Linked DNA regions of Homo sapiens: region 2 is linked to region 1. A link is a loop called in an ENCODE intact Hi-C map of the cell type or tissue named here. Cell type or tissue: MCF 10A. All regions are shown on one strand. Links, peaks and the distances in the headings refer to the core of each region. The heading gives the core; the rest is flanking DNA. Region 1 holds the start of LOC124902918 (a long non-coding RNA gene). Region 2 overlaps REDIC1 (regulator of DNA class I crossover intermediates 1).

What was found. A loop is a pair of places that touch in the nucleus more often than their neighbours do. Peaks named below come from ENCODE experiments on the same cell type or tissue, not always from the same donor. Only the 100,000 strongest peaks of a DNase experiment are listed, where the experiment ranks them.
Region 2: it touches region 1 in a loop (6-fold over the local background); 7 of 110 quality-filtered maps call a loop at or near these places.

What each region holds. Positions count from the first base shown.
Region 1 is chr12:39,532,705-39,548,730 of GRCh38, forward strand. It overlaps LOC124902918 (a long non-coding RNA gene), which reads left to right and starts at 13,562. Exons shown (of 2, transcript XR_007063277.1): 1 at 13,562-15,903. It also overlaps a transcript of ABCD2 not described here. In MCF 10A, for the core only: a CTCF peak has its summit at 2,454 (motif pointing right); no DNase peak of the experiment used is centred there.
Region 2 is chr12:39,682,969-39,698,994 of GRCh38, forward strand. REDIC1 (regulator of DNA class I crossover intermediates 1) reads left to right here. Exons shown (of 13, transcript NM_001031748.4): 8 at 1-172; 9 at 447-516; 10 at 1,899-1,959; 11 at 9,081-9,144. Among named protein-coding and RNA genes, the nearest start is that of REDIC1, 65 kb to the left of the region's middle. RefSeq lists an enhancer at 15,959-16,026. In MCF 10A, for the core only: no CTCF peak of the experiment used is centred there; no DNase peak of the experiment used is centred there.

The sequences.
Region 1 (16,026 bases), core at 1,095-3,594:
CAGTGCACCACCTTATAAAGTAGTAGGCACTTACAAAAAGAACAAGTTAGAAACAAATGTTTTAAAAGAAAATATCTATAATATATTAGATAAAATGTTTTTAAGTTACAGAATTATGTGGAGTAAACAGAAGTAAATAAATTCTATACATGTTGGTATGAAAATAGAAAAAGTGCCAGATGCAGTGGCTCACGCCTGTAATCCCAGCACTTTGGGAAGCTGAAGTGGGTGGATCATGAGGTCAGGAGTTTGACACCAACCTGGCCAACGTGGCAAATCCCCGTCTCTACTGAAAAAAAAAAATACAAAAATTAGCCAGGGGTGGTGGCGGGTGCCTGTAATCCCAGCTACTCAGGAGGCTGAGGCAGGAGAATCGCTTGAACCTGGGAAGCGGAGATTGCAGTGAGCCGAGATCGTGTCATTGCACTCCAGCCTGGGTGACAAGAGCACGACTCTGTCTCAAAAAAAAACAAAAACAAAAACAAAAAAAGAAAATAGAGAAAGGTATGAATGCTTACCAATTTATTCACATGGCATATAAGATTGAAGAGAAGAGAGATTATGAGTGCTTTCCTTATACATCTTGACTTTTTTAAAACCTGTTTTAAATATGCTTATTACTTTTACCATTGAAAATAAAACTATCATAATGAGCAAAACAATCCATTTCCTCAAAAGAGATTCATTTTTTTCTGTAAAGGGATAATAGAAGTATACAAATAAATTAAAAGGCAGAACAATTGATGAGCCCTGAAAGAGATGAATGAATTAATAGTTTCTTGAGAACATAATCTAAATTAAGAGCTCTTAGGACTTTTCTCATACCTCACAATATTTCTAAGGAAAAAAACAACCTATTCACATTTTCATTCAGATGTTCATGTAGAGGTTTTTCTATAGTGAGATCTACCTTGTGGAAAATTTTCTTCTTTAACCCCTGTGTTAGGGGTATATTCAAATATTTTTTAAAAATTACTTTAGAATGTCATAATCTCTAGTTTTGTAACAATTGTAAAACAGTCTTTAGAAATTAATAGGCACTCCCTAACACGTCTTGTTTCATCGTCCAAGAAGTATCCCTAAAACTATTCACAGCATCTTTAGGTACTGCCTGGAACCAGTGTAGTGTTTTACCAAACACAGCCCATCTCTAGCCTTTGGCTATAGATACAGTATTACATGTTATGAAAATAGATAAAGAAAAATAAGAAACAGAAGGCGTATGATAGGAATGAATCTCAACGAAAGTGATAAAAAATTGGTGCATGTGAATAGTGTGCTTTGCAGAACCTGGGGTATAGAAACAACTCCTTCATCACAAATTGTGATAGTATTACTGTTTTTTTTTCTCCACCCATTTTAAGCTAATGCATTATGTTAGCAGCTATGAACCTGGGAGTCATCAGTGAACTCCACCCCTTACTTCCAGTTTCACAAGAACCATAAGTAGGTGGATAGGTGTGCAGTAGGGTGGTGGCCCTGTCACATCCATCATGCCCCTGCCAGTCCAGTTGTTGAGCCAACAGGAGGCTGCAATGCTGTAAGGAATAAAGGACAACTTCTGCCCAACTTATTATCTTCAGTTAAACACAATTTGAAACTTCACTTGTTACATGATATGGTAAGAGCATTGACTTTGGAATCAAATCCCAGCTTTAGAGTTTCTAATTGTGTGATCTGGAATGTCATTTTCCCCTCCTATCATTAGTTTCTCTGCCTGTAAAAATTGGGCTTACACCAGCTTCATAGAGTTTTTGTAAAGATAAAGTGAGAAAATATGTGAAAAGCTCCTAGTACAAAGCATGCTCAGAAAATATTGACTCTAGGCCGGGCATGGCAGCTCACACTTGTAATCCTAGCACTTTGGGAGGCCAAGGCAGAAGCATCCCTTGAGCCCAGGAGTTTGAGACCAATGTGGGCAACACAGGGAGACCCAGAAAGAAAGAAAGAAAAAAAGAAAGAAAGAGAGAGAGGGAAGGAAGGAAGGAAGGAAGGACGGAAGGAAGGAAGGAAGGAAGGAAGGAAAAGAAGGAAGGAAGGAAGGAAAGAAAGAAAGAGAAAGAAAGAAAGAAAGAAAGAAAGAAAGAAAGAAAGAAAGAAAGAAAAGAAAGGAAGGAAGGAAAGCAGGAAAGAAAGAAAGAAATAAAGAAAGAGAAAGAAAGAAAAGGAAGGAAGGAAGGAAAGAAAGAAAGAAAGAAAGAAAGAAAGAAAGAAAGAAAGAAAGAAAGAAAGAAAGAAAGAAAGAAAACAAAGAGAAAATATTGACTTTATATCTCGTTGTCTACCTGGCTTGCGCTGTCTGACACTGGCCTCTAATTTAATGCTTGTCTCACTATCTAGTTAACTTCCTTTCTGTCCTTCCTGGCCCTTTTGCTTCTCTAAATGGATTTTCTTTTCTCTGGAACAATTTTTCTTTCTTAAATATTGTGCCCCTTTAAAGTTATAGCCACTAGAGGGCTATCAAACAAGATCCAATCCACTCTCCCTGACCACATTTGGAATCAGACGGTGGGATTAAGTAATCACAAAATGTTGAAAAAACTTTAAAAAGCATCTAATCTAACTCCTAACTTTAAGAATAAGGAAACTACATATTTAAACAAACACAAACAGGTAATTGTTATGTTTTTCAAATCACTAGACCTCTCTATAAATCTATAGTTAAAAAATAAATTTTATGTTATTTTAAAAGTTTTCTGACTTTCAAACTACTTATTAAAAAAGACATATGTGAGGGCAAATAAATCTCCATTAGTATCAAAGGTAGTTTGTAGATTATTTTTGTTAATTCACTTCAAATAAAGTCCAAATATAAATCTACATAAAATCTACAAATAGTCCAAAATAAATCTACATAGTTAACATATTCAATTAAAAATGTATAATCTCTAAATTCGAAATATCTTAGATAAATTTTTTTTGCTTTAACATTCAACGAATTGAAATTTGTCTGTACTTAGATATCCAAGCAACTTGATACTGTAATCTCTTAATTTTCAACACTTATTCATTCTAAAATATACACAAACTATGCCAAGTGTTTATACTTACCTGGAAACTAATACAAAATATAATGCCATAATTGAAAAGTAGCCTTAAGTAAATACTACATGCTATTGAAAGTATAAATTAAAAATTTAAACAATAAAGAAATGAGGCCAGGCGCGGTGGCTCATGCCTGTAATCCCAGCACTTTGGGAGGCGGAGGCAGGCAGATCACTTGAGGTCAGCAGTTTGAGACCAGCCTGGCCAGCATGGTGAAAACTGTCTCTACTAAAAACACAAAAATTAGCCGGAAATCACTTGAACCTGGCAGGCGAGGCTGCAGTGAGCCGAGATCGCGTCACCGCACTCCAGCCTGGGCGACAGAGTGAGACTCCGTCTCAAAAATAAATAAATAAAATAAAATAAAGAATGAATGAAAATTCCATGTAAAATACACAGTCCAGAAGAAACCTTATATATTTGTTCATCTACTTTTCACACATATACACAGAGGCCATGTGTCCAGAAAGATGTTTTCTATTTCACTTTTATTTGTTCCCTACATCATTCTCTCATTTAAATAATGTTGCTTTGATATTTTTGAGAATGTATCAGACCCCAGACAATTCTACCACAGAAACTCTGGTGGCACTGAGAGTTTTGACTGTGTCTTAGATCTGCAGTAGAGGGGCCTGAGCAGCCAGAAGCTCCCAAATATGGAAGGGTCAAATATATTCTCATGCTTAAGTTATATTTTAAGAAAAGGCACATATAAACTGTTCATAAACCGGTTCTTATATTTGGCAAAATTAAGCTAACACTTTTATATACATTGAACATGCTAAATTCTGATTTTAACGGGAACCAATGACTATACTGTGGAATTCTTGGCTTTAGTAAAATGGGGAGGAGAGTTTTTGTTGTTGTTGTTGTTGTTTGTTAAACAGATATTTGTTTAGGTGCTTAGAGCATTTTAGGAATCGTATACAAGAAACTTAACTGGACAACCTTGAGAGGTGAGCTGAAGGAGAAAACGTTCACTTTCCATCCCCCTAAATGTTTACTTTTCATTTTATACCCCTGTGTTCCATTTTGATTGAGTGTGTGTGTTTGTTTTTTGGCCAGCAGCATCACCTTCATAAAAAGGACCAATTAATTTGGTTAGGCTAAAAACCTTCTGGTTTGAGCCTTGCATTGCAAACACTACCCATGATAAAGCTTTATGTATATTGTCTCACATCTTCATTGCCAAGTAGATGTGACTAATACTGGACTCCCCAGGCTACCCTCCATTACCAAATGTGCCTAAACTTGGAGGCTGCTTCAGGCCGCTCTCTCTTTGTGCCTCATTTCCTGAGTCCTCTTTTTTTTTTTCTCTGTGTGCACTCACTCCACTGGTGATCTCACCCTGCCCTCTGACTCTTAGGAGATTGTCCAAATTTCCTAGACCCCCTCCGCACTCTAGACACACACATGCATTGCACCTACCTCTTCAAAAGCTCCACTTGGATATCAGGTAGACACCTAAAATTAAACTTGTGCAAAACTGAACTCATCTTCCCCCTAAAACTTGCTCTACCATAGCCTTCCAAATCTCAGTTGATGGTATATCCAGGCTTCTAGTTGTGCCAGTCTATAACCTGAGTAAAAGAACGACTGGAAAGTAGAGTGTGACCCATAATGCCAGCTGCCTAAAAATGAAGATAGATTTGGATATTAGGATTGAATATATCATAAAATCATTAAAATGATGTCTGAAATGTTTAAAGTTAACTCATTTTAAATCTAGGATTTAGATTTTAACATTTTCATTTCTTTTGAATATGTCACCTTTTTACAAGCTAAAAAACAGAATCAAAATAAAGCAATCTGGTCCTCCAGGGATCCAAGGATCCAGGCTGAGTCTTTCAATCATTATCAGAATGACATCATAAAACAAGGTGCTAGCAATAATGCTAGCTGAGTTATAAACTCAGAATAATAACCACTTATGTACATTTTTCATTAGGAAACAACCAAAAGTCCAGTCTTTAAATGCATGATCTACAGAACACCTTGATTTACAAGGACAAAATGATGCAAATTATATGTTGTCCAACCTATTGGTAGACCAGATCCAGAGCTGACCACGAACTGGTAAACAGAGAAAGTGTTTACATTTTAAAAACTTGCTCTGTGGGATAAAAAAATTCCTGGTTGCTATCAATAAGAAAGTAAGTAAAAAATATTACAGATGAATCAGAATGAGGCAGGAGAATAGGGTCTGGAGGCAGGGAACCTAAGGACTTCCTATAACTAAATCAAATGGAAACACTTCACCTATGACAGGAAATATCCTCCATTTACATAGCGTGTATACTAAGTAGCCAATGGAAACCTCTAGAGGGTATTTAAACCCCCCAAAATTCTGTAATGGGGCTCTTGAGCCCCTATGCTTGGGCCACTCCCACACTGTGGAGTGTACTTTCATTTTCTTTCTTTCTTTTTTTTTTTTTTTTGAGGTGGAGTCTCGCTGTGTCTCCCAGGCTGGAGTGCAGTGGAGCCATCTCGTCTCACTGCAACCTCCACCTCCAGGGTTCAAGCGATTCTCCTGTCTCAGCCTCCCGAGTAGCTAGGACTACAGGTGCCTGCCACATGCCTGGATATTTTTTTTATTATTATTTTTAGTAGAGATGGGGTTTCACCATGTTGGCCAGTCTGGTCTCAAACTCCTGGCCCCAAGTCATCTGTCTGCCTTGGCCTCCCAAAGTGCTGGGATTACAGGCATGTGTACTTTCATTTTCAAGGAATCTCTGCTTTTGTTGCTTCATTCTTTCCTTGCTTTGTTTGTGCATTTTGTCCAATTCTTTGTTCAAGACGCCAAGAACCTGGACACCTTCCACTGGTAACAAACCCACACTGATACTTGATTTTGCCAACGTCTTCCATTAAAACATGAAGTTAGAGATAAATATAGGGGATAAGTGAGAAATTCTCCCTGGGGCCTGAAAGCTTGAAGGGATGAGTAACTCCTCCCTTCGCAGACCCAGTCCCAAGGCGCAAGGCTACTTGCGTCAACAGGGTGCGTCAGCAAGATAGCAGAAGCGGGAAGAGAGCCGGCGGGAAGACACCTACCCTGGCCGGAAGACAGCTACCCTGGCTGGAAAACACGTACCCCTGAAGATCTGAAGATCGAGAAAGACGCCGTGCGGGTACTATGTAGCAGTCAGGTCAGACTGGGACACTTCCTGTTTACAGAGGACTATAAAACCCCTGTCCCATACTCACTTGGGGCTGATGCCATTTTAGGCCTCAGCCCGCCTGCACCCAGGCGCTCATTAAAACAGCATGTTGCTCCACACCACCTCGTGTTGTCTGTTGGCGCACTCTCAGGGTTCGAACTTACACAAGAACCCTTCAATAAGATACTTTGATATTTCAAAAATCAGTTACCTCTTAATAAGAAATTAGACATACTGCATTCTTCCATTTGGTACAAAAACAAATTGACAGTGCAGACTAAAAGAAATGCTTAACTCTAAAGAGGGTGGTGACAGCAACACTTTCGACACAGAATAACTTCTCATTTTCATAGTTAGTATTTCTATTCTTCCATCATGCATATTACTGTTGAAAAACTTGGCAGGAGCTTTTGCCAGGGTCAAGAGATGGGAAACAGAACATGTCCTAATTAGCTAATTGTAAGCTCAGTTAATATCTTTGGGATGGGCCCGTAAAATCTGGTTATTGTTTTGTTAAACATATGCAAACTACAGGATTCCTTAGCCCTTTAGCTATAGTTTTCTGCTCAATATCTTAAAGCTGGGGCAGTCCCACTGAGACTCTTTTCCTCAGGGCTGAGGTGGGTGCTAGTCATCAAAATCTGGAAAGTTATTGTAGGAGTTAAAATCTCAATGGGAACACCAGAATGCCTAGGAGCAGGACTGGAACGACACTTGCCCCACCCTTGCTGATGTAGTGGACCAGCAAGAAGGAGCCTATGATATTGAGAAAGGCATTAATCAAAAACAGCACAGTACCAAGTGCAGTGCCTTATAAGAGATCATGGGAGGGCTTTTCTTAAACTCAAGGTCAATGTAGCTATTGTCTGTGCTGGGGAGCCTTGACTATTTCACTTTACTACTGGGGGTTCCAGCAGCCAGGCTGTTATAATAACAGCATTATAACACACTGACAGCTATAGTCAAGAGCCAGATCCCAGCTTATCTTGCCACCAAGGTTTCCTGCTTTCTAATTTTTCCAAAGTAACACAGAGATTAAGTGGAAGAGTGATGACTCAAATCCAGGTTCACCTCACACCATAGTATTGCCTGTCCCCTGCCTCTGTGGAGCATTGATCCAGGTTTCCTGTGCACTGAGTGCTCACAGACAGTTGGTCTGTCAGACCACATCGTCTGGCCCACCTAACAGCCGGCCATCCAGCAAGGGCTGTTGTTCTTGTTTTTAATAATCCCCTTAGAAAACATTTTAGTGACTCTACGCCAATTCTCTGATACTTAACCTTAATTCTTACTTATAGCCCTTGCACATAGTGAAGAGTGGTGATCTGATTAATTCATTCATTCTGAGGACTAAGCTCTGATTTTTCTTATCTTGCCCAAATTCCTACCTAAGGGGTCTGGGGAGTCATACCTTACAAACCATAAATTCTCATCAGATGGGTTTTATTTAACCCTATGTATCCTGACTTACTTTCTGATCTGACTCTGGCATAGCATTACGTGACAAAGAAGAACATCAAATTATTCTACCCCAAAACATGTTTCTTTGCCATATTTTGAAATGGCCCTACAAAGCTATCCTTTGTGGGAAAAAAATTTGCATCTGTAAAGAATCTCTATTGACAGCACTAGATATTTTTCTTCTAGGCCCTCCCAATTCTGAAGAGATTAACTGAGAGTCTAGCATTTTTTAAAGTTCAGAATAGGAAACATTTGTCATCTATTGTATCTAAGGGCAGCCACTATGAGACTTCAAAAGAACTTTGGTCTCCACAATCTTTTGTCTTAACCTGAACATTTCCTTTCTATGATCCCAGGTCTTTAGAAAAACTCAACCAATTGTCAACCAGAAAATGTTTAAATTGCCTAAACACCCTCCCTTCCCCCACCAGCTTGAATTGTCCCACCTTTCTGGACCAAACCAATGTATTTCTTAAATGTACTTGATTGATGGCTCATGCTTCCCTAAAATGTATAAAACCAAGCTGCAACCAACCGCCTTGGGCACATGTTCTCAGGACCTCCTGAAGGCTGTGTCATGGGCCATGGTCACTCATATTTGGCTCAGAATAAATGTCTTCAAATATTTTACAGAGTTTCACTGTTTTCATAAACAATTGAACAAATATTTCTTGAGTTCCTACTATGGACCAGGCAAAAGGCTAGGAGAAAATCTAGAGCCAAACAAACAAATCCCATAGTAATTGTCTGCATGAAACTGATGATCTAGTAGTGTAAATAGAAATGGGAGATTGGAAATATTAAAGAGTAATAGTAAAACTGCAATTACGTTTGCACCAACCTAATAGATGTTAAAGAAAAGTAAAATTACATCTGTGATATAAATGATATAAAGAAGACAGTGCTGTTATGAGAATTAAACTGGAAAAGAGAGTTTAAGAAAGCGTCCCTGTGGAATTGAAGAAAGAACTGCAATCTGAAGAAAAAAATGAGTAAAGTCGGTGAGGGGGCAGCTTTCCAGGCAAGTGTCATAACCTGTGAAAGACTCTTGCGATGCGAGGAGCATCTCCCATTTCAGGAAAGGAAAAAATGACCTGAAGCACAGAAAGTGTGCTTCAAGAAGAGGCTTGAGGAGAAAGGAATTCAGATTATGTAGGGGCTTATGGACAAAGTTAAATATTTTAGTCTTTCCCAAGAGTTATGAAAAGTAATTGAGAGAACAATCACAGGATTAGATTTGCAGTGGGAAAAGGTCACTGGCTACTGCGACTGGAATGGATGGGCTCAAGAGAAATGTGTGCACATGTGGAGCACGTGACATGGATAAAAATGTTCACAGCAGTATGCTCCTCTTAATAGCCCTAAACTAGAACCAGACCAAAGGATTATCAAGAGTAGAGTGAATAAATACATTGTGCTGTAAAAGTATTACCATATAGTATGAGAATGAACAAACAACTACACACTACAACATTAATGAACTTCATGCACATAACATTAAGTAAAAGAATACAGACAGAAAGATGTAAACAATATGATCCTATCTGTATAAAGTTTAAAGCAGGCAAAACTAATGTGGTGTTAGAAGACAGGATAGTGATGGCACTAGGAGTGGGAAGGGCTGGTAATTAAAAGGAAAGCAGCATAGGGTGGGCCTCTGCAGTGCTGGCAAATGCTCTATTTCTTAACCTGGGTGGTGGTTAAACAGGATTTGTGATCATGCATTGAGCTGGATGTTTATGTTTCATGAAGTTTTCATATATGTGTAATATAAAATTTTAAAATATTAAAGAAATTTTAAAGAATAAATTGCCAAGCATGGTGGATCATGCCTGTAATCCCAGCACTTTGGGAGGCCAAGGCGGGCGGATCATGAGGTCTGGAGATCTAGGCAATCCTGGCTAACATGGGGAAACCCTATCTCTACTAAAAATACAAAAAATTAGCCAGTTGTGGTGGCACGAACCTGTAGTCCCAGCTATTCAGGAGGCTGAGGCAAGAGAATCGCTTGAACCCGAGAGGTGGAGGTTGCAGTGAGCTGAGATACGCCACTGCACTCCAGCCTGGGCAACAGAGCGAGACTCCATCTCAAAAAAAAAAAAAAAGGAATAAATTGGTAGAGTTAATGAATGGATGTAGAGAGATTAGTTAGAAAGCAATGGCAGTAGTCCAGGTCAGAGAAAACAGTTATTCTTGAACCTTGCTAATAATGGTGAAGATGGAGAGAAGAGGACTTATTCAAGGGCTGTTATTTAGGGGTCACAATGAATAGGATTTGATGGTGAATTGGCTGTGGAGTATGAAGAGCAAGAAGATGTCATGGATGAGTTCTAGGGGTGACTGAATTAGGTAGGCAAATAGGCAATGCTATGTTTATGAAAAGGGACAAAGTATAGAATGAATGAGGATAAGGGTCAGTTTTTACGTTTGGTGGCAGAAATGTAAAGGGTCAGCCAATGATCAGCTGTGAGAAAAGAAGGGAGGGGAGGACTGGGCTTGTTCAGAGAGCAGGAAAAGTTTGAGACCAGTTGTACAGAGTGGAACAGTGAGAGAACTAAAGAAATACAGGAGGATTGCTGAATGGTGCTGACAAATCTTTTGAAGTTGATCATCATGAATTTATAGTGAATATTTTACCTCGAAGAGTGACTTGCTCCAGCAGCACTCAGCTGCTCTTTTCCACATATGAAGAGAACCAGTGATTAGGATCACACATGATTGGAATTTTGCCAGATGGGTATGATCAGTATAGTTTTTGACTTATCATATTAAGTCAAAATATCAATAAAGATTGTGATAAAATCCAATTTTTCATCCCATTATAAGGACAGAGAATTTTCAATATTCACCTGCCCAGAGTTTCCTGAGAACATGGAAATTCATCTGAGAAGATGAGAGAGAGATGAGGGAAGCCAGCGTGACATTTGGACCCTTGGTCATAGGTCATAGGTCTCCAGAATTACTCCTCTCCTCTCTAAGTATAATTTCTGTTGCCGCTGCAGTCATATATTACCATCTCTCTTTCATTTCCTTATCTTTCTATTTATTATTCTTTTTTTCCAAGTCCCTTGCTCTCTTATGTCCTTTTCCTTTGTGGGGATTGTATGAAAGATATAAGCATGATGTGGACACATTAAAATTGTGTAGGAACACCAGCAAATTTGGGACTGGAGAAACGGAATTGAGAAGAACTTAGTGTTTCAGCTTTTGTTTCAGCTTTTTGGACACATTATTTTACATACAATCCAGGCTTTAGTAACCAGTAGGATCTGTTGCAAAGAGAGAAAGTCCATACAATTTCAGCAACATGCCATCTGACGTTTGGAACCTTAGCCCAATTGCAAAGAAAGCAATTTTATTATTGGCATGTGCCTATTTCCTTTTCCCTTTTTTCTGTTAATACTTTATTTATGGATTCATTCAGTCATTCTGTTACTTATTCCACAAACATATATTAAGTAACTACTATGCATCAGACACTGAGCACTAGTTCAGTATCCTCTATCAGCTCACACTTGGGGTCTTTTAACTCAAAAGGACTACCTCTCCCACAAAATTATACGTCCTTCTCTAATGATATAACCACCCAAGGAGCTCACCTTGCCCACTGCCTAGACAGAGCCAATTCATCAAGACAGGGAAATTGCAATAGAGAAAGAGTAATTCATGCAGAGCCAGCTGTGTGGGAGACTGGAGTTTTATTATTACTCACATCAGTCTCCCAGAGCATTCAGGGAGCAGAGTTTTTAAGGATAACTTGGTGGGTGGGGGGAAGCCAGTGAGCCAGAAGTGCTGATTGGTCAGGGATAAAATCATAGAGTCGAAGCTATCTTCTTGTGCTGAGTCAGTTCCTGGGTGGGGGCCACGAGATCAGATGAGCCAGTTTATTGATCTGGGTGATGCCAGCTGATCCATCAAGTGCAGGGTCTGCAAAATATCTCAAGCACTGATCTCAGGAGCAGTTTAGGGAGGGTAGGAATCTTGTAGCCTCCAGCTACATGACTCGTAAACCATAATTTCTAATCTTGTGGCTAATGTTCATCCTACAAAGACAATCTAGTCCCCAGGCAAGAAGGAGGTCTGCTTTGGGAAAGGGCTGTTACTGTCTTTGTGTAAAGTGTAAACTATAAACTAAGTTTATCCCAAAGTTATTTCAGCCTACACCCAGGAATGAACAAGGACAGCTTGGAGGTTAGAAGCAAGATGGAGTCAGCTAAGTTAGATCTCTTTCACTGTCTCCGTCATAATTTTGCAAAGGTGGTTTCAATCCCTCCCTTTAGGTTTTATAACACCTTAATCTTAAGGTGTAGATTATGAAGATAGGAAAAGGCTGTGGATCGCTCTGGCTTCTTCCTGCTGACAGGAGACATAGTGGGAATGGGAGTGAACCCCAGGGTGAGAAGAGTGGAACTGCTTTGCAACTGTCTGAGTGTACTCATGCAGGCCTGGTTGAGCTTCCAAGGCTTGCATGGCAGAAACATTAGTACTCTTATCTACAGTTTTACTACAGTGTTTAAGTGAACAGCCTACTGTAAGGTAAATAACGAGTCCTAGGATGAGTAGTACAATTTCCAATTTTAAAAGCAAAGATTTGAAAGCATTAGTTTGGGGACTTCTAATCCACAAAGAATTTAGAATTTAGCTTAAACTGCAGAAAAACACCTCAAAAACAGCTAACAACAGTGTACTATAGTTTTTCTTTTGAAGCATAATTTTTGTCTCTCTAGTCCCCATTTTTATTAAAAACAAATCATGGTAGAACTAATTTGTTTACAAAATAAACTTTAGTCTTCCTGTACTTGGCCTGATTATTTGCATGAAGTGCAGCAAGAGTAATTATTTTTCACTTAGACTAACAAAGCCTAAAAATAAAGCCTTCAAAAATTTGGCTTAGATAGGACTCTGTTCCATGAGGAATCTCAGGTAAGATTTTTTTTTGAGATGAAGTCTCGCTCTTATCACCCATGCTGGAGTGCAATGGCATAATCTTGGCTCACTGTAAATTCCGCCTCCCGGGTTCAAGCGATTCTCCCGCCTCACAACATGCAATGAAGTAAGTGCCATTATTATCTCCATTTTAAAAATGAGAAACCTGAGGCATGAAGAGGTTATATAACATTCTCAGCAGGGAGATAACAGAGGCAGGACCCCACCAAGCAGTCTTTCTCCAAAGCTAGTGTACCTAATCATCACTCAAGCCGATACCTAAGGCTGGTGGTGAGAAGAGGTGCTGTATTTCTAACAGGCTCTATTATTGGTGAAAATTTGCTTTCTGCTGTGAATTGACCTTTTCATTGTTGTGATCAGGTCTTGTGGCCATTAGGGTAAGGTTGTTCTGTTGGCATTGAGTTTTTTTTATACAAACACAAAAAGAAAGTAAAAAGACTCTAATTTGAGGAAAGACCTCTTTATGGTCATTGGCTTGATAATAGTAAGAGTATAGGATCTATGAATTCCTGGACCTGTCCACCTGACTTGAGGGATGTTGAGAGCTACCCAAAGAAGCAGAAAGAGGAAGGATATACAGTTTGGGGACTCAAAGAGAGAGGAAAACATGGAGCTAGATAGTCCATTTATATAGTTATTGTAATATCTACTTTCTATTGAATCAAGGAATTAGAAGAAATGTTTGTAAAACTTTTATTATCACCATCCTGTTGGGAAGATTTAAACCAGTGAGTTAATTCTTAATTTATTCTGGAGAGGAGGAAAGAAAGTAGATGAAATAAATATTATGAAATTCCCAAGATGCCTAATTTTTCTGTTCAGCAGAAAAGAAAAAACTGCACATTATAATTTTACCTAATAATGTGGGTTTAATACACAAGAATATGAAGGAGTGAGTGCACTTTTTAATATTCTTCTCCTACAGTAATTTTATTCATTCTCAGAAATTAACCTTTATTTTTTCATTCACATTTTTTATTTTTTGCTCCATTTGTATTCATTTGTTCACTCATGCATTTAGGCACCTATTGAATAAATACTTTTCAAGTGTTCCCTATCTGCCATGTATTGTTCTAGGTGCCATGAATACTAACTAAATAAGACAAGCAAGATTCCTACCCCACAGAGCTTATAGTCTAAGAAGGGTGGAGGTTATATGAAGTTAGATTCAATTGTCATATAAATAAATAAGATAAATGGAGATAATAATAAGTTACATGAACAATAAAACTGGGTAATGTGTTGAAGAAGGACTGGTTGGGGGAGTATTTTAGATTGAATAGTCTGAGATTATGTGACAAATAAATAGTGATTGGTTGAATGAATGAATGAGTGGTTAGGGAAGATACATGATAAAAGGTAGCATATGATAAATGTAATGGTAAGATTTGAAATAAAGTCCTCTATAGTCATAATAAAGGAAAATATACAACTGAAAAAAAATTTTAAATGTCCTTGAAGCTAGATAGGGTTTTGATAGATGAAGATGGTAGGGTAAGGGCATTGTTGGCTGAGAAAATAAAATGAGTAAGAGGAAAAGCAAAAGGGAACACCCACTGTGTCCAGTCAAGGGAATGAAGAACAGAGGAATGGAGGAAGGATAAGGGGAAACAGCTATTTGGAAGCAGAGAAAACAAATTGAGGCCAGATCATGGTGGGCCTTAAATACCATGAAACAAGTTTTAATTAAAAAATTTTTTTTTCAGGCTAAGGCTTGAAAAGACATTTGTCTAAAGATGATATACAAATGACCAACAACATATGAAAGGATGCTCAATATCACTAATCATGAGAGAAATGCAAATCAAAACTACAGTGAGATATCACATCATACTCATTAGATTGACTCCTATACAGAAAGTAGAAAATAACAAGTGCTGGTAAGGATGTGGAGAAATTGGAGCCCTTGTGCACTGTTAGTAGGACTGTAAAATAGTGCAGCAGCTAGGAAAAACAGGATGGAGATTCTACACACACACAAATAAAAACTCAGCAATTCACTTCTAGGTATATATCCAAAAGAACTGAAAACATGGTCTCAAAGAGATAATCGTACAACCATATTCACACAGCACTATTCACAATAGCCAAGAGGCTGAAGCAACCCAAGTAAATGATTAGGCAAAATATGGTATATACATGTACAGGACTGTTATTCAGCTTTAAAAAGGAAGGAAGTTCTATCACATGCTACAACATGGGGGAATCTTGTGGACATTATGCTAAATGAAATAAGCCAGTCACAAAAAAGCAAATACTGTATAATTCCACTTATATAATGTATCCAAAGTTGTCAAATTCATAGAAACAAAGTAGACTGGTGGTTAGTTGGAACTAGGGGTTGGAGAAAAAGGAGAGTTTAATGGACATAGAGTTTCAGATCTGCCAGATAAAGTTCTGAACATCTGCTTCATAACAATATGAATATAGTTAACATTACTGAACTGTACACATAAAAATGTTAAAGATGGTAAATTTTATGTTATGTGTTTTTTACCAAAATAAAAAAGAATTCAGTAACTTAAGTCCTCAAAATATTTATGCTGCTTTGTAATAAACTTCTAAGGGGTTGTGTGTGTATATGTGTATGTGCATGTGCATGTGTGTATGTGTGTCAGGTTGTAAAATATATGTATAGAAGGTCCCTGCCTTATGAGAGTTTGACCTACGATTTTTCAACTTTGCCATTGTGTGGAAGTGATATGCATCCAGTAGAAACTGTACTTCCAGTTTCCAATTTTGAACTTTGATCTTTTCCTGGGCTAGAGATATGCAGTATGATACTCTCTTGCACTGCTAGGCAGCATCAGTGAGCCTCAGTTCCCAGTCAGCCACTGATCAGAAGGGTAAACAACTAATACTCTACAGTGCACTATGATGCTAGATGATTTTGCCCACCTGTAGGCTAATGTAATGCAACCGAGCACATTTAAGGTAGGCGAGACTAAACTATGATGTTTGGCAGGTTAGGTATATTAAATGTACTTTTGATTCATGATATTTTCAACTTACTATGTGTTTATCAAAATGTAACCCCCTCTTAGGTCAAGGAGCATCTGTAGCTGCTTGGATCTACATTAACCTCATTTATCTATACCCTACCTATGTGAGTCTTGGAAACTTGTCTCATATAAACAATGAGCTAGCCTAAAAAAGGGGACTTTGACAATTGCTTCATCGGTCTTTGTCACTCTGGAAATATCAGCATCTGCATGTTGAAAAAGGTCTCATTATATTAGCTTTCCATAAGCTGTCACCTGATTATAAGACCTCTTTTGCACCTTCCCAGGTGAGTCATCAGAAAATTCTTTAGTTTTATACATTTGTAGGTCCAATGCATTTTAATTAAATTTAATATATTTAATATATACAAATTAAATATACTTCATATATAAGGTTACCCCTTATTTAT
Region 2 (16,026 bases), core at 8,494-10,993, 160 kb after region 1:
ATTTTTACAGTTCCAGAGTTGACTTTTAGTAATTCGACTTTGAATAAAACAAGTTATCCAGAAAAATGTCAGCCAAACAAGAAGTATCAGAGAGAGTATAACAAAAATGAAAGAAATGATCTTAGTACATCTTTTGAGAACGATTACTACCCAAGCAGCTCTGAAAGAAAAGGTTGGTATTGTACATGGAAAATGTAATTACATATTCTTTTTTTCTTTCAGTTTTAGTATATATATTTGTATATTCATACACACACATCTATATATTTGTATGTGTGTTTATGTGTTTGGAGGAAAATGAAACCAAAAATAGAATGGCTTCCTATTATATAACATTGTGGACCAGTGGTTTTCCTCTGTACGTGTCATGTGAATATGCTTTGAATTAAAAAATGAAAATAGACTATGCTAAATTTTTAACTCGGTGCATACTTTTATTTTTTAAGAAAAATTTGAAAATGATTACCAAGAGAAGACACCACAGAAAAGTATTCAGAAATATCCAGCAAACTCTATGTAAGTTTTTAGGTAAATCTGGGGAATACAAATCAGGATCTAGTATGATGCATGATGAATGTTGAATTGATGCAAAGTGAGGTAGGCGTATTGCCATTTGAGGGTGGGCAGGCAACCTGGTCTCAAAGGAGCCTTACCAGGAGTCACAGTGTTGATAATATCACCCCAGTTGAGAGTGTGGTGCTCATATTTGCCAGCTCCCAAATACCTTCTTATCTGAATATTAGTGTTGATTAGATTTGAGGAAATTGATTTAATGTGTTCAAGAAACTCATATCCGCCAGAATGTCAATTTATTAACTTAAAGTAATAAATAGAAAGGGAACATGTATAGGAAGTCTTATTGACATGAAAAAGCATATTTTCTTACTTTCAAACAGCTCTCAGTGGGAAGGTTGCTTGCTTGGTTGGTATAGAATCACTATAGGGAGTGATAGAATTCAGATGTTAGTGGCATAAGCAAGCATATCAGCAGTTTATAGGACAGTGTACATTTTAGGGATAGAGCACTCTTCTCATTGCCAACATTTACCTCTCAGAGACTCCATGTTTTCTCTATGTTCAAGATTACAATCTCCTCTACCCATACATTGAAAACAATTATGTTTCACCAGATTTTTCTTTCTCTTCTTGCAGCTGGTGTACAAAATGTTCTGAGTTTAAGGTGATTTTTACACTCATCCATTATGTGTTGATGTTAAATTTATTCCTTAAAAGTTTGAGAACTGCCTTCCAGGCTTTTCTGAATAATGACCTGCAATTATAAGTAACTAAAGAAAACTTTATTTTAGCTAGTAGTTTCTAGCTAAAATAGTCCTAACTTTCTTGGTAATAGTCCTAACTTTCTTGGTAATAATTACAATTTAGCCAAATCTTTCTGGTTGGAAATCATGAACTAGAATAAATTTTTATTCTGGAAGTGATTTCTTGTGGAATTATTAAAAATATTGATTGATAAAAAGATGCAATTTTAGTGGGATTGGCACTACAAATTAATTAAAACATAGACTTACAAAACATTTCATAAAATTGGCAAATTTGTATTTTTGTTGTTATATCTCCCAATATCTAGAAATTTATGAGTGAAAAAATCATGTTAGGCCTTGAGTTTTAAATGTACCTTATGAAAGCAATTTAGAACATGGTTCCCAATCCTGACTGCAGGTCCAGATTACTTGAGGTAGTGATTTTAAACTATAGAATACCAAGATTGACCCGCACATAATAGGTGGGCTCCTTGGCATGGAGCTTATGAATCTTTATTTTTAAGAAAGCTTCCCATATAATTCTGATCTGAAGCCAAGTTTGGGAACTCTAATTTAGAACAATAATTCCCAGAGGGAACACAACAAACTTTGATACTGTGTATTTATAATCCTTAGGGGAAATATACCTTCGGAAGAATTGCACTCTAAGCAGTCATGGGACTTTGGACTTGATGAGGTAAAGCACAGTCTCACATTATCTTCTCAATTAAGTCAGTTTGTATTACCATATCACATTACTGTATTTAACGTTCACTTTGATTTAAGCTTAACATTTATTCATTAATTTTTATTGGATGGACTCTTTTTCTTATACTTTTTTATTCTGAGGAAATTATAGCTTAGATCTAGAAATAAAAACACGTTTTCAGAGACTGTTAACATGTTTTATTTGAGACAAAATCTTGAGGACATTTTAAACACATTTTTTAAGTATTACAAAACTTCTGTATTAGTTGATTCTTGCATTGCTATAAAGAAATACCTAAGACTGGGTAATTTATAAAGAAAAGAGGTTTGGTTGGCTCATGGTTCTGCAGGCTGTACAGGAAGCATGATGCTGGCATCTGATTGGTTTCGGGCAGGCCTCAGGAAACTTCTAATTATGGCAGAAGGCAAAGGGGGAGCAAGGAGTCTCACATGGCAGGAGCAGGAGCAAGAGAGAGTGAGTAGGGAGGTGCCACAGACTTTTAAATGACCAGATCACAGGAGAACAAACTCACTATCATGAGGACAACACCAAGAGGGATGGTGCTAAACCACTCAGGAGAAACCACTGCCCTGCTATGATCCAGTCACCTCCCACCAAGCCCCACCTCCAACACTCAGGATTATAATTTGACATGAGATTTGGCAGGGACATAGATCCAAACCATATCTTTCCACCCCCAGCCCCCCAAATCTCATGTCCTTCCCATATTGCAAAATACAATCATGCATTTCCAGCAGTTCTCCAAAGTCTTAACTCACTCCAGCATTAACTCAAAAGTTCAAAGTTTCACCTGATACAAGGCAAGTCTCTTCCATCTATGAGCCTGTAAAATCAAAAATAAGGTAGTTACTTCCAAGATTCAATGGCGGTACAAGCATTGGGTAAATATTTACATTCCAAAAGGGAGAAATAGGCCAAAAGAAAGGGGCTACAGGCCCCATGCTAGTCTGAAACCCAACAGGGCAGTCACAAATCTTAAAGCTCCAAAATAATCTCCCTTGACTCTATATCTCACATCCAGACACACTGGTGTAAGAGGTGGATTCCAAAAGCCTTGGGCAGCCCTGCCTCTGTGGTTTTGCAAGGTTCAGCCCCTGTGGCTGCTTTCATGAGCTGGGGCTGAGTGCCTGTGGCTTTTCCAGGAGCTAGGTGCAAGCTGTTGGTGTATCTACCATTCTGGGGTCTGAAGGATGGCGGTCTTCTTCTCATGGCTCCACTAGGCAGTGCCCCATTGGAGACTCTCTGTGGGGGCTCCAATTCCACATTGCCTCTCCACTCTGCCCTAGTAGAGGTTATCCATGATAGTTCCACCTGTGTAACAGACTGCTGCCTGAACATCTAGGCTTTTGCATACATCCTTTGAAATCTAGGTGGAGTCTCTCAAGGCTTAACTTTTACACTCTGTGCACCCACAGGCTTAACACCACATGGAAGCCATCAAGGCTTACAGTTTGCATCCTCTGAAGCAGCAGACTGAGCTGTACATGGGCCCCTTTGAGCCATGGCTGGAGCTGGAGTGACTGGGATACAGGGAGCAGTGTTCTGAGGCTGCACAGAGCAGCAGGGCCCTGAGCCTGGCCCAGGAAACCATTCTTCCATCCTAGGCCTTCAGGCATGTGATAGGAGGGGCTGTCATGAAGTTCTGTGAAATGCCATTGAGACCTATTCCCCATTGCCTTGGCTATTAGCACTTAGCTCGTTTTTTACTTATGCAAATTTCTGCAGCCTGCTTGAATTCCTTCCCGGAAAATGGGCTTTTATTTTCTACCACATGGCCAGGCTGCAAATTTTCCAAACTTTTATGCTCTGCTTCTGTTTTAAATATAAGTTCCAGTTTTATATCATTTCTTTGCTCACACATATGAACATAGGTGGTTCTTATGAAGCAGCTGGTCCATATCTTCAATGCTTTGCTGCTTAGAAATTTCTTCTGCCAGATATCCTAAATTAATCACCTTCAAGTTCAGAGTTCCACAGATCCCTAGGGCAGGGGCACAGTGCTGCCAAGTTCTTTGCTAACACATAACAAAAGTGACCTTTGCTACAGATCCCAATAAGTTCCTCATTTGTATCTGAGACCTCCTCAGCCTCAACTTCACTATCAATATCACTACCAGCATTTTCAGCCTTTTTTGTTATAACCATTCCACCGCCAGTCTTTACGAAGTTCCAAACTTTCCCTTATCTTGTGTTCTTCTGAGCCTGCCACACTCTTCCAATTTCTGCCCATTACCAAGTTCCAAAATTCCTTCCACATTTTCAGGTATCTTTATATCAAAATTCCGCTCCTGGCACCAATTTTCTGTATTAGTCTGTTCTCACATTGCTATAAAAAATACTTGAGACTGGGTAATTTATAAAGAAAATAGATTAATTGGCTCACGGTTTCACATGCTGTATAGGAAGCAGGATTCTGGGGAAGAATTGGCTTCTGGGGAAGCCTCAGGAAATTAGAATTATGGTGGAAGGTGAAGCAGGTGTGTGGCATCTCAAACAGCAAAGACAGGAGCAAGAGAGAGTGAGGTGGGAGTGCCACACACTTTTAACCAACCAGATCTCATGACAGCAAACTTCACTATTGTAAGGGCAGTACCAAGGGGGATGGTGCGAAACCATTCAGGAGAAACTACTTCCCATGATTCAGTCACCTGCCACCAGGCCCCATCTCCAACACTGGGGATTATAATTCAACATGAGATTTGCCGGGGGGTACCCAAAGATCCAAACCATATCATCTTTCAACATGAAAATGCTTTAGGTTTCAATGTGCTACATAATTTTATATTTGCCATACTATTGAAATATCTATAAACACTGCTTATGTAATGTTATAATCCCTTGCCATCATAAGGGTGTAATTTTTACAACAGTGCTAGGAAGTTTATGTAGTTTATTTCTAATCTACAGGAGCCTGAGTTGCTAAAGTCTTCACAGCAAAAGAGACTGAAATGTAAAGAGATTAGATAACTTGTTTGAGGTCACACTCTCAAGCCAAGATTCAAACTGTCTGTCTTATCTGACTTGATATTTTCAGCTATACTGTTTTCCCTTTTTTCTTCAATAAATGTTTATTGAGTACATATTATGAATTCATATAAAGACACTTATTGAATGTTTCCTGTATGCTAGACACTGGGGATAAAATGGTGCTTTGTTCTCAAGATTATATTCTGTTATGCACTAGACTCTGCAAGGTACAGAGATGAAAGGACATGGAACCTGTCTTTAAGAAGTCTTCATCTAGTGGCTAGTCAGAAAGAGACAAAAATATAATGCATTTAGATAAATTGCTTGAATTAAAGTTTGTTTTGGGTTATTAGTAACAGATACTTCTAAGTTTCATCTGTAAACAGGAGGAAGATGTGATGGAGGAGGTAACTTTTGAGCACAGTATCAATAAGTTGTTTACCAAATGGTCAAATTGGGAAGAAAGAGCAACATAGATATACTAAGATGTCAGAGTACAGCCTGTTTTAGAAATTTCAAGTACCTTGTTTCATTCTAGTTATTGTTATAGCTACAATTTATAATACTAATGATAAAGGGTGCAGGAGTGGCCTAGGTAATTCTGGACAATACAAAAAGGTAGGTCATGAATGGCCTTGTATGATATATAACAGTTTAATTATTGATCATTAAACAGAGATCCACTAAACAAATTTTAGCAGAGGAATATGATGACATCGTAATAAAAAAGTTGATTCTAGCAACAATGAGGAGGGATTTGATAAGTGGAACAGCTCAAGTTAGGGGAAGAAATAATGAGAGCTTGAAGTTTTACAATAGCAGTAAGGATGAAATGAGAGAAGAGAAGATTTAGATCTAGAATTGATAGTACTTGGTGATTGGTGATTAGTTAAGGGAGAAGGAAGAAATTGAGAAAGACCTAGATTTATTTATGATTTGAGTAAATGGGTAGTTGATGGGATTGTGCTACTGAACAAGATTGAAACCATAGGAGGAGGTGGCAGGAAAAAGGTTAACTGTCCATCAAAATCCATGTACCGTTTTTTTTGTAGAATGTACCCTTTTTAATAGAATAGAGCTGCCACCATGAAATGGCTTCCCAGCCAAGGAACATGTTTCCTAACCATCCATCCATGTACATGTGGCCATATGGCTAGATCTCACTAATGAAATGTTCGGAGAAGTGATGTGCATCATTTTAGGTTAAGGCTTATAAGAAAAGGGAATTATTTTTCCATGCTGTCTTTCTTTGATGGCTAGATGGTAGTGAGGCCCCAAGGGATAATGGAGCCACAAGATGGAAAGGACTGGGTCTCTGAATCACTACATGGAGGAAAATTGCCTGCTTACCAGAAACACTCACTTTAGATTATTACACAAGAGAGAAATGATTGTGTTTGGCATTATACATTTTGTGATATACTTTTTAAAAACAATACCTAGCATCACTCTGATTCAGAGGAGGAGCAATTTCTGAGAGAGGTAAGTTTGACCCACTGAGCTCAAGTGAGGATCTTCTGAAAAACCTGTGATCTATGTGGAGATGTATAGTAGGCAATTATATATACAGGGCTTGAGGTGAGAAGAGATGTTTCAGCCTTTATGAATAGCAGATAATTGACTACATCCAAGTATATGATTCTCGAGAGAAAGTGTATAGAATAAGAACAAAAATTGTCAAATTCCTGAGAAGGCACATTTCAGGTTGGAGGGTATGAAGTAGAAGAGGAACCAGAAAAGGGGGCTGAGAATGAGCTACTAGAGAGGTTTGAGGAGTACTAGTGTCGTAGGAAAGAAAAAGGAGGAAAATGTGGTCAGTAGTGATGGAAGCTGTCCTGTTATTCCTTTAAATAATTCATATTTCCCCAAATATGAATAATATAGATGTATCCTCCCAAAAGATGAATTATCAACAGAATTTAATACTTCAAAAACAAATTCTGTTTGACCACACCTATGTCTAGAAAGCTGGCAGCTTGAATATAGCTAGAACTAGTCAAAAAAGAAAAAAGCCTATTGATGTAGCCCAAAGGGAATCAGGTGCTATGAGGAGTTCCTTGGGTAGAGCAGGTATGGGGACTTTAAATTGTGATGCCTGGCCATGGCCAAAGGTGCAGTGGAACCCTGACTAAAATTACGTTCTACCAGAGGGGCCAAGGCAAGAGTCACCAATGGGATGGAATGAAGGGGTAGGAGTAGAAAGAGGGCTGGGTTGCACCTGCCCACAGGTTAGGTAAAATTAAAACAGGTAGATTCTGCTGAGGAAGAATTGATGAAGAGACATACGGGCTAAAACAAGCAAACAGAACAAGCCTCTTGGATGGGGACATGTGGTGTTCTCAAGAGCCTTTGATGGGAGTGGGAGAGAATAGGAAAGAACAAAGTATTAGAGGAGTATAATTATTTAATTTTAAAGGTTTAGTAGAGGAATAAAGTTAAAATACAATTGTTAACATGGGAACGTATTCACCAGAGAAGTGGAGACGTGGAAGAACAAAATTCAAGAGTGATGATGTCACACTAGGAAACCGGATCAAGATGGGAAGAAATGAAATAGCAATTCTATATACAGTGTTAAAAATGAAACCCACTTAGCAATTAACATATTGAATATGATAGCAATTAACATATTGAATATGAATTAATATATTGAATATGAATTCTTTTCAAGATTCAAAGAATATCAAATTATTAAGAAAAAATCAATATAGGTTATAAGCAACGTATCTAGAATATAATAAAGGTTGAAAGCAAACAGATAGCAAAATACATACATTAAGAAAACATATATACTATTGGAGCAAAGACCATATAAATGCAATAAAAAGCCCATTCGGAAAAGAGAAAAATAGGAGATGCAGATTTTCTGATCCATAGCAAGGCTTGCCATCCTGGAGGATGGAGGACATTTGTGAATAACTTAGTGTCTTGTCCTTTAGGAAGATCTTTGCTGTCCTTCTCAAACAGATCTGAAGTAGGTATTGGAGTGCAGGCCTGCCGTGGGGTCTACATAGCTTTCTTGAAAGTTTTGTGTTCTTCTTGCAAGTTTGGGGCTTGAATGTGTCATGACTTGAAGAGAAAAGATTTTTAAATGATAAGATAGAGGGGTTAGGGAAGGGGCTCTGCTCCATGTAGTTATTCAGGCCCTAAACTGGTGGCTCCCAGTTTATTGTTACCAGAGAGAAGAAAGGAAAAGGAAGTGGAGGATTGTGGGGAAGATTTTTATGGACCAGGACCGGCAGTAGTTTACGTTACTTCTGCCTATGACCAGAACTTACGTAACATGTCTAAACCAATTCCAAGGGAGGCCGGGAAATACAGTCTAGCTGTATGTCCAAGAAAAAGGGAGTCAGGTTTGGGAAGCAGCTAGACAATTTCTCCTTTATTTTATATATCTAAAATTCTATATCCTACCAACAGAGAATGTATAGAAAAAAATTTTTATAAGCCCATGATATGTATGCAAACATAATTCATATAGTAAGCCATAAAGAAAATCTAAGACATTTATTTAAGGAGAGATTCATGGGTACATTCTCTAATCAAAATTTGATAAAATTGAAATCAACTAAAAAGAGATACTTAACTTCCCTTAACATCCTGGAAATAAAGAAACACTCAGGGTTCGTTTGCTTTGTTAGAGAAAGGAAATGAAAATAAAGTACAAATTACATAGAAAGTGATGGAAACCAAAACCAATAGTGTGTTCTGTAGAAAGTTATACCTCTAAGAGCTTTTATTATTTAAAAAACCTGATAATAAACGACTGATGATCTAACTTAGGAAATTAAATAAAGAATAACAAATTTCCAAATTGCCTTAATATGTTTGTCTTTCTTCAGCTGCATTTACTATGATTACCTGAAGCTTTTCCTTTTTCTCAGTAATTCATTTCTTGGCAAGTGTCTATTCTGTTGCTTGTTGTTTTTTAACGAATTTAAATTTCATTTTATTGTTTACCACAGGCTAATTTTTCTTTGTGGTTTAAAAATAAACCATGTTGAACTGAAGTAATGTAAAAGAAAAGTACTATAAAATGAATTGGTAGTGTAAATAAGGTAGATATAAGTGAATATTATTATGTATACTTAGGAATTGTTAACATTTTGGTTTTCTCCTAGATTCTGATGGAAGAAGGAGGAATATATTCTTTAAAAAGCAAGCGAATATCTACTAAGAAAATCTGTCAGTATAACTGTATAAGTTAATTTTACTCTATTTTAAAAACTAACAATTAAATAGAAATCAGTTAAATTTGAAGTGATTTTTTAGATGTTTGCCAACAAATATATATCATGGATATTTTAGTACTACTAATGCAATTGACTCGTTAAAATTACTTTTATATTTTATTAAATATACATGAGTACATTAATGTATAGGTACAGTTTAGCAAATAAGAATAAAACAGATAACCCTCATACTCCCTAGGTAGCTTAAGAAACAATACATAATACTTTTGAAGATTTCTTCAATTGTATTTCATATCCTGCCCTCTAGAGGTAACTATTTCCTTGAATTTGTTTTTTGTTATAACACAGACTTTTTAACTGCTTTATTTTGAACTTTCTATATATTGATCCAACTCTATATATTTTTCTGCAACTTGCTTTTTTTTTTCACCCAATATTATATTTTACAGTTCATCTGCTTTGATACTTGTAGCTCTAGTACATTTATTATTTTTCCTGCTATACAGCATTCTACTGTATGAATATATCACAATTTATGTATCTTCTAACAATGGATATTTAGGTTATTTTGAATATTTTGCTTACGTTGTTTTGAATATTTTCCTATGAAGAACAATGCTACTTGGAGTATTGTTGACATTTTTCCTTGCACACATGTATAAAAAGTTTCTCTAGGATATATTTCTAGGAGTAGAATTGCTAGTTCATATGATATGCACTTCTTTGCATCTTCAAGGTAATGCTAAATTATTTTCCTAAATGGTTATTCCAGTTGTACCCCTCTTAGCAAGGGATAACAGTCTTGGTTGTTACATGTTTTCACCAACAATATCTCAGTCTTTTATCATTATTGGTAATCTGATAGCTCATTGTAGTTCTAATTTATATTTCTCTGATTACTAATTAGGTTAATTGGCCATCAATGTTTCATTTATGAAATGTCATTTGCTCATGTTCCTTTTCTGAAGTTTGGTTTTCTTTATGGAATGTGTCTTTAATATGTCTATATCTCCTATGTATATTTTATGTGTCCTGGATACTGACTGCTTGTAGGCTTGTGTGTAGCAAATACTTCATGTTTGAGTGATCTTTTAATTCTGTACTGTCTTTTTACAGACAAAGTTTCATGTCGATCTGGTACTCTTTTAGGTATTCTATGCTAGCATAGTCCTTCATGTTATCTAGTCTGATGGAATACCTTGAAACCTTTAATGATTTAATTTTTTGAATATGTAAAATACTAGTCTGGTTTCTATCCTTATCCTCCCTGCCCTATTTCCTTCTGCAACATGAGTATTTTTTTTTTTTTCTGCTTTCTGGTTTCTCATTCCAGTCCATTTTTAAAAAAATAAATCCTAAAAATATATAAACACGTAAATACCCATGAGTCTTAGTTTCCAGCCTTTCTCATTCTAAATGTAATATAGAATATTTTATAAAAGAATTAAGTGAATTTATTTATTTAATAAAATATTCCTATAGATTCCTCTGTGTTAGTGCTAGGTATTTCTTCATCCTTATGACCATTTAGTAGTCCATTACATGCATGAACTGTAGTTTTTTCAGTCAATGCCCTATTGATGGACATTTGGGCTATTTCCAGTATATTTTTCTTACAAATACTGTAAGTGAACAATTTTGTACAATGTTTCTTATTTGTGGAGGTTCATTTTCAGGGTAATTTCTGGGAGTGGCATTGTTAAGTTAAAGGAGAAATATGCTGGTATTTGATGGATATTGCTGAATTTCAATTTTGATATATATATATTTCCAAGTTCCTTGTGTCACCATTTGGCACCAATAGCAATGTACATTTTATTCCACAGCCTCACCAACAGGGATTGTGGTCAAACTTAGGAATTTTTCTGAATCTCACAGGGGGACGGATAGATAGAAGTTTTAGTTTGCGCTTCGCTCTGTGTGAAGTTGAGCATCTTTTAAAAATGCTCATTGGCTATTTGCGATTCTTTTTCTGTGAATTCTCTATTATATCTTTTGCCCCCTTGGGTTTTGGCATTTTTTTTCTTGGTATTTAAGGGATCCTTATATATTAGAAAGATGTAGATGAGGGGTGGAACAAGATGGCTGAATAGAAGACACCCACTGCAAGCGCACCAATTTAACAACTATCTACACACAAAAAAACACCTTCCTAAGAACTGCATAAGAGCACTCATAGTACCTGGTTTTAACTTTATATCACTGAAAGAGGCACTGAACAGGTAGGAAAAACAGTCTTGAGTCACTGACGCCACCCTTCCTCCATTCCCTGGGAGTGGCGACATGGTGCGGAGAGTGATTCTGTGTACTGGGGAGAGGGACAGTCAGTGCAGCAGTTTTGAGGCATTGAACTCAGCACTATCTTGTTATAACAGAAAGCAAAATTGGACCAAACTCAGCTGATGCCTACCCATGGAGGGAATATTTAAACCAGCCCTAACCAGAGGGGAATTGCTGATCCTAGTGGTCAATACTTGAGTTTGCATAAGCCCTCCTATTATGGGCTAAAGTGCTCTGGTGCTCTAAGTAAATTTGAAAGGCAGTCTAGGCCACAAGAACTGCAACTCCTAGGTGAGTCCTAGTGCTGAACTAGGCCCAGAGACCGTGGACTGGGGGTGGCACGTGTTCTATTGAGACACCAGCTGGGGCAGCTAAGGGAGTGTGGCAATCACCCCTCCCGTAACCCAGACCACTCAGCTTGCAGCTCCAAAATAGACCCCTTCCCTCTGCTTGAGGAGAGGAGAAGGAATAGTGGGGAGGACTTTATCTTACATCCTGGATACCAGATTAGCCACAGTAAGATAGGGCACTGGTCAGAGTCATGATGCCCCCTTTCCAGGCCCTAGCTCCAAGATGACATTTCTAGACACTCCTTGGGTGAGAAGGACACCTATATCCTTGAAGGGAAGGACCCAATCCTGGCAAGATTCATCACCTGCTAACTGAGGAGCCCTGGGGCCCTGAATAACCATCAGTGATGCCCAGGGACTGCATTGAGGGCCTTGGGTGAGACTCTGATACTTGGTGGCATCAGGTGGGCCTGAGTACATTTCCAGCTGTGATGGCTATAGGACAAGACTTTTCACTTGAAAAAAGCAGAGAGAAAAGTAAAGGGGACTTTGTCTTGCACCTTAGGTACCAGCACAGTCATGGGGGTAGAATACCAAGTAGGCTCTTGGGGTCCCCAATTCCAGGACTTGGCTCTTGGATGGCATTTCTGGACCTGCCCTGGACCAGAGGGGAGCCTCCTGCCCTGAAGAGTGACTCGCAGCCTAGGCATCATTCACCACAAGCTGACTGAAGAACCCTTGGGTCTTAAGGGAACATCACTGGTACGCTGGCAGTACTCCCTGTAGGCCTGGGTTGTGATGGCCATGGGGTGAGGTTCATCTGCCTTTGGAAAGGGAAGGGTGGGAAGGACTGTGTCTTGTGGTTTGAATGTAAGCTCAGCCCCAGTAAAATAGAATACCAGGTAGACTGCTAAGGTTTTTTATTGTAGTCCCTGACTCCCAGTTCTGAGACAGCACTTCTGGATCCACCTGGGGCCTGGGGGAACTTGACACCCTGAAGGGAAGGACACAGGCCTGGCTAGCTTTGCCACCTGCTGATTGCAGAGCCCTAGGGCCTTGAGAAAGCATAGGCAGTAGCCAGGTAGTGGTTACAGTGGACTTTGGTTAAGACCCAGTGCTGTGCTGTTTAACATCTGACCAAGCACAATCCTGATGGTCATGGCCATGGGGATGCTATGTCCCTCCACCCTTAGCTTCAGATGGCTGAGAACAGAGAGAGAGACTGTTCATTTGGAAGAAAGTAAGGGCAGTGACAAGAGTCTCTGCTTGGTAATTCAGAACATTTTCCCAGATGTTGTCTAAGACAATCAAGGCAGTATGTCTACAAGTCTGCAAGAACCACAGCATTACTGGGCCTGGGGTGCCCCTATAGCAGATACAGCTTAGGTCTCAACACCCAAGTCCTTTTTGTATTCCTGGAAAGCATTCCCAAGATGGATGAGAACAAGCCCAGACTGTGAAGACTGCAATAAATAGCTAACTCTTCAGTGCCCAGGTACAAACAAACATCTACAAGCAGCAAGACCATCCAGGAAAGTGACTTCACCAGATGAACTAAATAACGCACCAAGGGCCGGGCGCGGTGGCTCACGCCTGTAATCCCAGCACTTTGGGAGGCCGAGGCGGGCGGATCACGAGGTCAGGAGATCGAGACCATCCCGGCTAAAACGGTGAAACCCCGTCTCTACTAAAAATACAAAAAATTAGCCGGGCGTAGTGGCGGGCGCCTGTAGTCCCAGCTACTTGGGAGACTGAGGCAGGAGAATGGCGTGAACCCGGGAGGCGGAGCTTGCAGTGAGCCGAGATCCCGCCACTGCACTCCAGCCTGGGCGACAGAGCGAGACTCTGTCTCAAAAAAAAAAAAAAAAAAAAAAAAAAAAAAAAAAAAAATAACGCACCAAGGACCAACCCTGAAGAAATGGACATATGTGACCTTTCAGACACAGTATTCAAAATAGCTGTTTTGAGGAAAGTGAAATTCAAGATAACAAAGAGAAGGAATTCAGAAGTATATCAGACAAATTTAACAAAGAGATTGAAATAATTAAAAAGAATCAAGCACAAATTCTAGAGCTGAAAAATGCAATTGACATATTGAAGAATGCATTAGAATCTTAACAGCAGAACTGATCAAGCAGCACAAAGAATTAGTGAGCTTGAAAGCAGACAATTTGAAAATACACAGTCAGAGGAGACAAAAGAAAAAATAAAAAAGAATGAAGTATGCCTACAGGATCTAGAAAATAGCCTCAAGAGGGCAAATCTAAGAGTGGTTATTGGCCTTTTACCTCCCAAGAGAAACATATCAATATCCAAGTATAAGAAGGTTATAGAACACCTAGCAGATTTAACCCAAAGAAGACTACCTCAAGGCATTTAATAAACTCCTAAAGATCAAGAATAAAGAAAGGATGCTAAAAGCGGCAAGAGAAAAGAAACAAGTAACATACAATGGAGCTGCAATACGTCTGGGAGCAGACTTTGCAGTGGAAGCCTTACAAGCCGAGAGAGTGGCATGACATATTTAAAGTGCTGAAGGAAGAAACCTTTTACCCTAAAATAGTATATCCAGCAAAAATCTCCCTCAAACATGAAGTAGAAATAAAGACTTCCTAGACAAACAAAAGCTGAGGGATTATCAACACCAGACCTGTTCTGCAAGAAAATACTAAAAGGAGTACTTCAGTCAGAAAGCAAATAAAGTTAATGAGCAAGAAGAAATCATCTGAAGGTACAAAACTCACTGATAATAATAAGTACACAGAAAAACGAAATATAACACTGTAAATGTGTGTAAACTACTCATATCTGAAGTAGAAACACTAAATGATGAACTAGTCAAAAATAATAACTATATCAGCTTTTCAAGCCATAGAGTATAAAAGATATATATAGAAACAACAGAGAGTTAAAAAGCAAGGGAATGAAGTTAAGGGGTAGAGTTTTTATTAGTTTTCTTTGCTCATTTTTTTATGCAAACAATTAAGTTGTTATCAGCTTAAAATCATGAGTTCTAAGATTGTATTTCCAAGCCTTATGAAAAACTCAAACCCAAATCATACAACAGATACACAAAAAATAAAAAGTAAGAAAATAAATTATGTCACCAGAGAAAATCAGCTTTACTAAAAGGAAGACAAGAAGGAAGGAAAGACGAAATGACCACAAAACGGCCAAAAAACAGATAACAAAATAGCAGCAGTAAGTCTTTACTTATCAATAATGACTTTGACTGTCAATGGATTAAGCTCTCCAATCAAAAGATATAGAGTGGCTGAATGGATAAAAAATAAAACCCAATGATCTGTTGCCTATAAGAAACACATTTCACCTATAAAGACACAAATAGACAGAAAATAAAGGGATGGAAAAAGATATTCCAAGCCAATAGAAACCAAAAAAGAGCAAGAGTAGCTACACGTATATTAGACAAATTTCAAGACAAAAATTATAAGAGACAAAAGAAGGTCATTATAATTCCTGATGCAACCTAATGAAACTTAATCCCTAATGCAACAATGTTAAGAGATGAGACCATTAAAGAGGTAGTTAGGCCATGAGTGCTCCATCCTCATGAAGGGGGTCAATTCAGAAAGAGGATATAACAATTTTAAATATATATGCACCCAACACTGAAGCACCCAGATACATAAAGCAAATATTATTAGAGTGAAAGAGGAAGAGACACACTCCCAATACGATAATAGTTGGAGACTTCAACATTCCTCTTTTCAGCATTAGACAGATCTTCCAGAAAGAACACTGATGAAAAACCAGACTTCATCTGTACTATAGATCAAATGGACCTAAAAGATATTTACAGAACATTTCATCCAGTAGCTACAGAATAGACATTCTTTTCCTCAGCACATGGATCATTCTCAAAGATAGACATACGTTAGGCAACAAAACAAGTCTTAAAACATTTTTAAAAATTGAAATGATATCAAATATCTTTTCTAACTACAATGGAATAAAACTAGAAATAATGAGGAATTTTGGGAACTATACAAATACATGAAAATTAAACAGTATGCACCTGAATGACCAGTGGGTCAATGAAGAAATTAAGAATGAAATTGAAAAATTCCTTGAAACAAATGATAATTGAAACACAATATACCAAAACCTGTGGGATACAGCAAAAGCAGTACTAAGAGGGAAGTTCGTAGCTCTAAAAGTCTACATCAAAAAAGAAGAAAAACCACAAATAAACACCTTAGCTATATATCTTAAAGAACTAGAACGGCAAGAACAAACCAAACCCAAAATTAGTAGCAGAAAATAAATAATAAGGACTAGAG